2 separate regions of the Mus musculus genome follow, and region 1 is linked to region 2. Evidence: chromatin contacts called from ENCODE POLR2A ChIA-PET data. All regions are on one chromosome and are shown on one strand. The core of a region is the stretch at or near the end of the contact, and the rest is flanking DNA. Distances in the headings are between cores, read along the strand shown.

Region 1 (4,629 bases), core at 1,765-4,264, 390 kb before region 2:
GACTCAGTTAACATGCACAGTTGCAATGGTGGCTGTTCCCCAGTGATGGCTGACATGCCTTGGCGGGACTGCACATGCCTGTGATCAGCGGCTACATGTTGACCTTTGAGTAGACCACAGACATGCCTCGAATCCATGTTGGCGCACTTAGTTATCAAAGCAAGATATTCCAGAGCATTCTGTCCCCTCTGGCACAGGCCAGGCACTGTTCCAATCAGCATGTGTGACTAAAAAAGTTGCATTGCCAGTGACACAAGATGATCACGCTGCCTAAACAAAAAGCAGTCCTTTGTTGACTTAAGCATCTGAGGCTTGGGAATTACTTGTTACTGCAGCACAACCTAGTCTGTCCTGACTCTGCTTTTTCAAGCTGAAATGCATCATGCCAAGACCCAACAGGCATGTCCAACCTACAGCCCAAGGACTAAGTCTGACTGAAGATCTCTACTCATGCTGCCTTTACTAATGCTGCCTAACACAAAATAGTAAACTTACTTAAAACATTACAAGATTTCTTTTGAGATTTTTTTTTGTAACTCTGTTGCAAGGTCCTCCAGCCTATGTTGCAATGCCAAAAGGTTGAACGTGCCTGAAAGTTAACCACCCATCTGTCCAAATCAGCAACCTCCCTCTCTCCTCTTCCACTAGATTCTTTCTCAATAATCAGTTAAAAGTTTAGCTTCAACTTCCTGCAACAGTGCTGATAAGCAAAGCCCATTAAGCAGGCCCTATGGGGTGAAACCAAGTTTAATCACTAAGCAAACACAATAGACTAAGGATGCTTTTGTTTAAAACCTCTCATATCTATTACTGTACACGACACAAGAGAACACTTATTGGGTTTACTGTAGAGTTTCTACTTATCACCTAATTTAATCCTAACAACCGAATCAACTGCTCAAACTCAGCCATTTTACAGAGGTAGGGGAAAAAAGTTTTGGGAGAGATTAAAAAAAAATTAACAACTCCAATTCATCCATTTTACAAAGAGAAAACAAAACAAAAAACAAAACAAAACAAAAAAAAAACAAGTTTAGAGAGAGATTATGAAATCTTCCTCAGAACGTGGCCCCACATGACACCTTGCCCATTTCCTCTGAGAAGATAACATTTACCTACCAAGGACAATCCCCTCCCAAAGGGATGAATGACACAGCAAATCATGAAGACATACTTTGGAATCAAACCTGACCAGGTTCAAGGCCAGGCTTTACCCCATTCTGTGTGGCCTTGTTCAAGGTACTTAAGCTCTCAGAAAAGAAGATCAGATTTCCCAAGCTGTAAAATCAGGAAACATTATCCACCCCAAACGGGCTAAGGACTGAGGAGTAAGCTACACAATGTAGAAGCTTTGCCTACCACATGAAAATGCTGAAATATTAATTCCCTGGAAGAACGCCTCTAAGGTAAAGAACATGTATCCCAGACTAAGGTTTTAGATGTATGTTTTCACTTTAGTTAAAACGCATAAGGAAAAGGCGGCTATTACCGTGCTTGCGACTGTAAGCAACACGGCTCTTAACACGGCTATTAGTCGGCATAACACAAACTATCCCCAATCTAACGCCAGGGGAAGAATAAGAAACAGGACGGTCAATGATGGGTGAAAGATAGAGCTCCTCAACTCCCCCTACCACAGAGGCATCAGCTATAGCATCCAAAAAGGTTTTGACTGCACAGAGAATTTAAAGATAAAGCTGTAAGTGTTCCGTTCCGTATTAAAACTAAAGCTTTTAAGCGGTCACGATATTACGAAGTTTTTAAAGCGTGAACTCGGATTGTAAGCCGATCACGTGACCTCCCACAGCTCCCAAGCTTAAATGTTAAAATATGCAAATTCCCAACCTGTAACAGCTTTGTGCGACCCGGTTTTGCAGCCTCCAGCCCCCCTGTCCCTAGCTGTCCAGCCCACATTTAAATCCGCGGTGGAGAAGTGGTTATTTTCAAAGACGACAGCACCACCGTGGCGACTAGGACCAGTGATCGACCATTCTTTCTCGAGAAAGAAATACATACTACAAGGTGCAAAAACAGGACACAATCAAAAAAGCGTAAAGACAGTCACAAGGAGAAAAAACATGAATGAATGTGGAGGGCGGAGCCTGGGAAAACCCCTCTGCAACGCTGCACTGAACAAAGCGCTTCGCATGCCAGAAGGAGGGGGGAATGGAAGTGCCAGCTCCGGAAGGAGCCTAGAGTGGATGCGGAGAGCAGGAGGAGGAGGAGGAGGAGGACAGAGTCGGCGAGAGCAGCAGCCTTGAGACTCCTCCTCGCGCCAGCCTCGCCACAGCCCCCTCCCCTCTCTAGCCGCAACTCCGGCTGGAGCCCGACCCCGCGGCGAGCCCAAGCCGCCCCGCGCCCCTACCCACCGGCCCCGACCCACCAGCGGCGGGCGCGCGCCCTACGGGGAGGGAAACTACCCAGGTGGCCCGGAGTAAACAGGCACTCCGGGCAAAGACCGAAAGGGAAAGCGAGCCACAAAGCCGGGAGGTGCGGAAGCCGCGGCCTGGTCTCCCGCAGCCCCGCCGAGCCCTCCTGCGAGAAGCGGCCGCGGCGACCAGGAGGCCGGCCCTCCGTACCTGCTGGGCTCGCAGGACCGCAGCTCCCGCCGCCCGTGCGGCCAGGACCCGCCGAAGTGGCAAGCGGCTCCCGCACGCAGCATCCCCTCCGCAAGGTCGGCGCCGGCACACGCGCACACACTCACTCACACGCACACCCGCGCGCCCGCCCGCCAGGGGGAGGTGGTCCCGGCCCCCGCCCCCCGCGCCGCGCTCTCCCGGGTGCAGCGCCCCCACCGCCGCGCCCGGCCCCGCACCCGTCGGGAACTGCGCTGCACTTGACAACCGGGACATCAGCACAAGCGGAGCCTCCTCCCGACGGGCACCGAGGCGCGAGCTGGGCGCGGGAGGGACCGAGTGGAACCCGGCGGGAGAGCGGCCTTTACCTCTCCCGGGTGTCCGTGAGGACGGCTGGCAGCGCGAGGGCGGCCAGGGCGAAGGTCGGCGGCTTCCCCCCGCGCGTGGGCGGGGCAGCAGGGGATCCCCGGGGGCGGCGGGGCGGGGGCTGCGGCGGGAGGGCGGGCTCCTGTGAAGCCGGCCCGGGGCCCCCTGCCGCCCCGCCCGCCCGCCCGCCCGCCGCAGGCCCCGCCGCGGGGACCCAGGACGCAGGAGGAGGCGCGGCCCGAAGGGCGGGGCGGGGCGGGGCGGCAGCGGAGGCGGGGCTCCGCGGCCCGGGGAAGCCCGGCCGGGCCGCAGTCGGGGGCGGTTGGCCCGGGAGGAGGGGCGGGGCCGGGCGGGGCCGGATTCTCTTTACCGTCTTTTGACTTTCTAGAGCAGGCTGTGGGCCGGCCCGGTGACGTCATGGTGTCTCCCAGCCCCGCCCCTCGCCCTGGCCCTGGTAGGGAGGAGGAGGAGGAGGAGGACCCTGGAGGGAGGGGGGACCCCAAGGGGGTTTCCTCTGCTCCGCGTAGAGGGAAGGGGAAAATCATAGTGAAACTTGAAACGCATTAACTTTAAAAAATAACTTTTAAAAAAGAGAGAGAGAATGAAAGGGGGCTGGGTTGTTGACTTGGAGGGTCAGAGGGGACGTGTTATTAAGCCCTAAACTGAAACCACTTTTTTGGTGGCGGATGTTCTATTAAAAGACCGAGGAAAGCCAAGGTTATTCCGGAGAGAGCCGGTGCTTCCCAGAGCCTAAGCAGCGGCGAGCGCAGTTAACCCCTCCTTAGCTGCCTGTCAGCTGGGGACTAACCCGCGAGGGAACTTTGGAAGCCGAAGAGGGGGTGCGGGGCGGAGCCACCCAGCAGGCTTCTGGAACTCTGGGGGAGTGAACAGGGAAGACAGACTAATTTATTACAAACCAGAGTTTGACCCCGGCTGCTAGAAAGCGTTAGAGAACGGGAACTGGAAACTTCTGGAAATATCAGGAGAGCTGACTCTGGGGAACGAAGCAGGTTTTCAAGGGTAGGCATAATACTAGCAGTTTGAACTTAAAAATTACACGCATCCACAAAAAAAAAAAAAAGCCGATAGAAGATTGTACGGGCCACCTCAAAGTTGGAAAGAATAAGGTGTTAAAAAAAAAAAGGCGCAAAACAAAAATATTCTTTGTTAAGCGATCATACGCCCACTAACAGCTGACCATCTGTGCAAACTTGTTTTGCTCCCTTAGGCTTTCATAAAGATGTCCAGGTCGTTCCTGCTAACGGTTGACCCCTAAAATCCCCCGAGGAAGTCCTACCTCTAGCTTGCTGGAGCTAAGAAAAGCACAAAGCCCCAGAATGGAAATTATTAAAAATGGAATACTTGGTAATGGCAAGCTTAGAGCCAAAAATAATGTTTTGCAGAGGAAGAAAATATGCCTACCAAAAAGTAAATTTGGTCATAGGAGCAAAGATTATGCAGCTAGAAAGCTCGGGTGGTGGGTAATACTATGTCAGCCTTACAATGAAAGAGTACCATTTTAATATTCCAGTAAGATGTCTTCTATTTTATTAAATGAAATACCCAATGGGTAGGATTCATAAAACATATAATGTAGTTCCCCTCCCCCAGCCGAGCTGTTTGAACCAAAAGATAAACATGCAGACATAGATAATGTGTTAAGATTAAAAACAAAAAGTCTTCAGAA
Region 2 (4,947 bases), core at 1,039-3,538:
TTTGCAACCTGCCAACTCTTTTTTCCTTATTGACTTAAATCAGTACATATTAATTATACATAATAATGGATTTCAGCATGACATTTTCGCACACGTACATCTCTTCAATCACATTCACCTCTGAATCTTTTACTTTGCAACTTAATGTCATTCTAAGTAAAGAAAATTAAATCTAAAAATGTCTGGGATGAGTTTTATTGCTGACCTTTATGTTGTAAAATGTTGGTTTAAAAATTCAAACATAAAGGTATTTAACATGTATGCAGCTCTCTCTCTCTCTCTCTCTCTCTCTCTCTCTCTCTCTCTCTCTCTCTCTCCCTCTCTCATTCTCTCTCTTTCCCTGTTAACTTGTATCATCACTTTGCCTAAGTCAGGGAAGCAAGATTAGACAGAAGGGACATAGGGTGTCCAGTCATGTTTCTTAAAATCTCAGTCAGGGTCTTCATTCTTTATTCAAGACAAGTTCTGGCATAAACGGGACAAAATCAACATCCTTCCTTCCTTACTCAGTCCTAGTCACCCTTCACTCATATTTTCTTTCAGTAGAATCTGTGCTCTTGGGCCATCTCAAATTCTAAATGTGAGCCAGCATCAAGGACCAAAAGATGCATTTCCTGTCATAACTCAGCTCACCTGTGTCATACTAAAGTCTTCAAGTTAGATAAAACTATTAAGGGCTTCAAGATGGCCACAGTTGTAAGTGAAACCGGATTAGGAACTCTTTTGAGTCCAGGGCTGTGTCAATGTCATACACCTGTGACACTGGCTTTGATGAGAGAGGTCACAGTACCTTAAGCATCTGGAAGCTGGAATCATGATTCTGCAAGGCACTCAGTTTCTTGGTCCTTGGAATCCTTAGAGGATGGATGTCTTAAGCATAATAATTACAAAAGTGTCATTGCTAAAAAGTTTACTATTCTACCTCTTTAGATTTTTTTTTAATGTTCAGGGAGTTGTCTTTGATGATGATGATAATGATAATGATGATTTTGTCAGCTTGCTACAAGCTAGGTCGCCCAGGAAGAAGAAACTTCAGTTTATGCCTCCATAAGACTGTCACGTAGTCTTATGTTGTCGGGGACATTTTCTGGATTAATGATTGATTGGAGGAGAGCCTAGATTGTTGTAGGTGGTGCCACCCCTGGAGAGGTGGTTCTGGGTGCTGTAAGAAAGAATTCTGAGCAAGTCATATGGGAGCAAGCCGGTAAGCGCACCCCTCCCCGGCCTCTGCCTCGGTGTCTGCTTCCAGGCTTCTGCCTTGAGCTCCTGCCCTGCATTCTCTTGATGGTGGACTCTATCCTGTCAGCTGAAACAAACCCTTTCCTCACCATATTGCTTTTGTTCAGGGTGTTTTGTCACAGCAAACCAAACTAAGACACAGGGTGTTTGGAGACTTCCGGTCTCCCTGTTCTCACTGGTAACCCGTTAAAACAGTGGTTCTCAACCTTCCTGATGCCGCAACCCTTGATCCAGTGCCTCACGGTGTGGCAACGGCAAACATAGAGTCACGTTACTTCATAACTGTAATGTTGCTACTGTTATGAATTGCAATGTGAGTAGCATCGTTTTTCATTGGTGTTAGGCCACCTCTGTGAAACAGTCATTCAACCCCCCCACCCACACACACACACTCACACACTCACACAGGGGGGATGGTAACTCACTGCTTTAAAGTGTAAAAAGAAAAGAATCACAATAGCTTTAGAACATGCTTAGCTAAGGTAAGCAACATTCTTTTGAGATGGATTTCTGCTGTTAGTTTTTTTCTTAAATGCTGCTGGCTTTGAAGATATCTCAGTAAGTTTTATACTTGAATGCACCTATGATCACACACACACACACATACTACACACACACATACACACATACTCCAAACAAACACACACACACACTACACCCTCCAAGCACACACACTACACACACACATACATACTCTATATACAATTCATACATATACTACACACAACATGCACACACACTATACACACATACACATACACACACTACACACTCCATGTATACACACACATTCCACACATACATACACAAATACACTCTACACTGTCCACATACAAACACTCACTCCACATACATACTCCATACACATATACAAACACACATATACACACAGACACACACAACCACACACATGGTGTTCTCTTATGCCCATGGAAAATCCCCATGCCGCCTCAGCTTGCCTTAGTCACCAGGGCTGCTGCTTGTGGTTCTGGCTGGCTTCCAGTGTGTGCCCTGCCCCTGACTTGGCCTGTTTTAGCTGTTGCTGTAACACCTGCTGGTTCTTGGGTCAGGAAAGTTCCTTAGGAAGAACATTCTGCCCTTTCTGAACACGACTTCCAGCATGGGCACGCACGCACGCTCGCTCGTGTGTGTGTGTGTGTGTGTGTGTGTGTGTGTGACTTCCTAGAAACCACGGTTGCTTCCAGCCAGGCGCCAGAGCAGCTCTTCCTGGGCAGGAGGTCATTTCAATAAGGGCCACTGGGGCTTAGTAAGCAGAGAAAAACTGCGCATTCCCAGACAGGATGTTGGGAAGACGCCCTGAATGAGCCTTGCTGGGCAAGAGACGCCAAGGGGACAGAGAATGTGGGCCAGTACCCGAGGAAGTTATTCACGAGCCTGCTGCTGTTTGATAAACAGCGAAGCAAAGCCTTCTTGAACAGCTAAACTAACAATGCGCGAAATTCCAGAAACTCTGCAAACAATGACTGGACATTCCTTGTCTCTTATTTGCTTATTTGTGCACTAAAACCTTTCAGAGACAACAGAAACCAGGGCTCTGACTTGGGTTTGAGATTGGGAGTGGTGTATGTAGCATGATGCGCTAGCTGTGCCCTGCTCCAACAGCCTCCCCTCCTTCAGGTATCAGCCGCATCCCAGGAACCCTCGCTGCTTCCGGTACCTTCTCACCTCAAACTAAAGTCTACCCGCAGTAGTACGAATCCTGATCAAAGTAACAGGTCAAAAGCACAGACTTCCACGGCTCACATGACTGAGAGATGTAACTCTCAGTCATGTTAGGAGGGGATCTAGACATTTCTCATGTAGCCGCCTGACTTGGATGAGATATTCAAATGTCTGAGGGCACATACTTCCTTTTAGAGACATTATTAAAATTATGAAATGTATACACACACACATAAAGCATACATAATTATGTAGGCATCTAATTACAAAATAAATAATATTATTATTGTATACATAAATATCTTTAGATTATTAGCCTACAGATACTGGCATGATGGATTTGTGTGTATATATACACATTGGTATGGGACATATATATGAATATATGTCCTACATTTGTCCATGACTGATATCAATTCTTCATGACAAGAAATAAAAACCCTCTCTTGTTCCTCTTCTCCCTGCTTCATTAAAATTACACTTGAAGCTTCTATTGCGATGCTCCCTCTTCTGTCACAAACCACCCTCCGCACCCTTCGTTCCTGTTCTGCTTTCTTCCAGTTGCATTCATAATTTTCAGTGCCCATGCAATATATCTGCTGTTATTGATTTTTTGTCCCTTCCTCCCCTTTCTCCTTTGTGAAGTAAGTTTATAACATAGGATAGCTGATAGCAAACATCAAAATGAATGGATTAAGAAACAAATCAGGCCATTAGTGAGGTATGCCTTTGGCTGTGTGTGCGCGCATGCACAGGCTCGACAGTGCTTCTAGAAATGATTGGCCCGAGGTCGCTCTGGATGTCAGTGACACTGTCCCATGGGCTGGGGTTCAGACAGAATAAAATTATATTTCCACAGAACAAACAAAGGAACTTGAACCATCTGCAACAAAACAGAGGCATGAACCTCTGTCTAAGTCAGAGCCCTCCATGCTCAGACATTTCTGAAAGTACCCATCTCCACAGTGCCGGCTGAAAGAGGCCGGCTGCAAAGAGCCCTTCGGAGGCCCCGGCGACTTCTGGAGCTCCTGTGTTTGTCTCTGTCCATCCTTTCGGGGCAGGAGTTCCCATACTCTAACCTTCTGATAAAGCTCACCACATACTGGTATGAAAAAGACTTCAGTCATGGTGGGATGGAGGAGAAAGAGATGAGGGTTCCAAGACACCCAGAGAGTCCTTTCATGCACAATTACATGGGCTTCTATCAGGACCCCTGTGCTTCTGTGGATAGCTACAGAAAAGCACATGCTCAGATGACCCCACCCCCACCCCATCCCCAATAAACACAACTCATCTTGCGGTTCCCTTCCAAATCTGAGGTGAATAAAGAGTCCTTGGGCAGCTGGAGCTGTTTGGAAGTAACTTTCATCTTGAAATCTAATATAAGGCAGAAGCAGCTGACTATGAGAAGTGTTTAACATTGAAACCAATCGGTTTGTGACCAGTGCTGATCTCGAACACCCCAGTGGTGATGTTCTGGGCTGGATGGAGTCTGTAGTTGAAGATTTTTATTTGGAAAGCTAACGAGCCAGCCCAAAGACCTTCCAAACAGACATAATGGCTTAATTATTACTTTAATCAGAAGGTCAAAGCTTCTAAAGGGCAGCTTCCTTCCCTTAAGGTTTTTCCACACCCCCTGGCTTTATCCACAGCTGACCCAGTCTTCCCACAGTTCAGCGGGCTCCGGGTTACAAAAGGGAAAATGGCCAGCTGGATCTCCAACAAGCTTGGTGCCCTGTAAACAAGATGTACCCAGATGAAGTGAGGCGCACAGAAGAGCCTGCTCGGGGGCGGGGGTGTGGGTGGGGGGGGCGAGGGGGAGGAAACTGAACCTAGATTCTGAAACAGTTGACTCACAGGTTAACTACCCATTAAAGTGGAATCTAAAACAAGAAATAACCTTTCCCTGGCATGGTCTGTATTAGCTGCTCATTGTGCACAGGAAGAGATAGATACTGCACAAGATAAAGCCGGCTCACGGCTAACCGGTGGGCTGGACTTGCTTGATTGGGTCTTAGCAAGCCT

What was found. ChIA-PET counts read pairs that join two places held with the same protein, here RNA polymerase II (POLR2A).
Region 1: POLR2A ChIA-PET joins it to region 2 with 32 read pairs in Patski. The contact joins the promoter of Hivep1 here to the enhancer-like site in region 2. POLR2A ChIA-PET finds 5 or more read pairs at or near these places in 2 of 5 experiments (Patski and embryonic stem cell).

Annotation. Positions count from the first base shown.
Region 1 is chr13:42,050,406-42,055,034 of GRCm38, reverse strand. Hivep1 (human immunodeficiency virus type I enhancer binding protein 1) reads right to left here and starts at 3,014. Exons shown (of 9, transcript NM_007772.2): 1 at 2,945-3,014. Gm28707 (a long non-coding RNA gene) reads right to left here. Exons shown (of 2, transcript XR_001780922.2): 2 at 4,468-4,629.
Region 2 is chr13:41,660,231-41,665,177 of GRCm38, reverse strand. No RefSeq gene overlaps it. Among named protein-coding and RNA genes, the nearest start is that of Gm5082, 14 kb to the right of the region's middle. Within about 2 kb of position 2,288, at least 3 of the 3 ENCODE cell types and tissues checked have a DNase peak (open chromatin) inside an H3K27ac peak, as active enhancers do.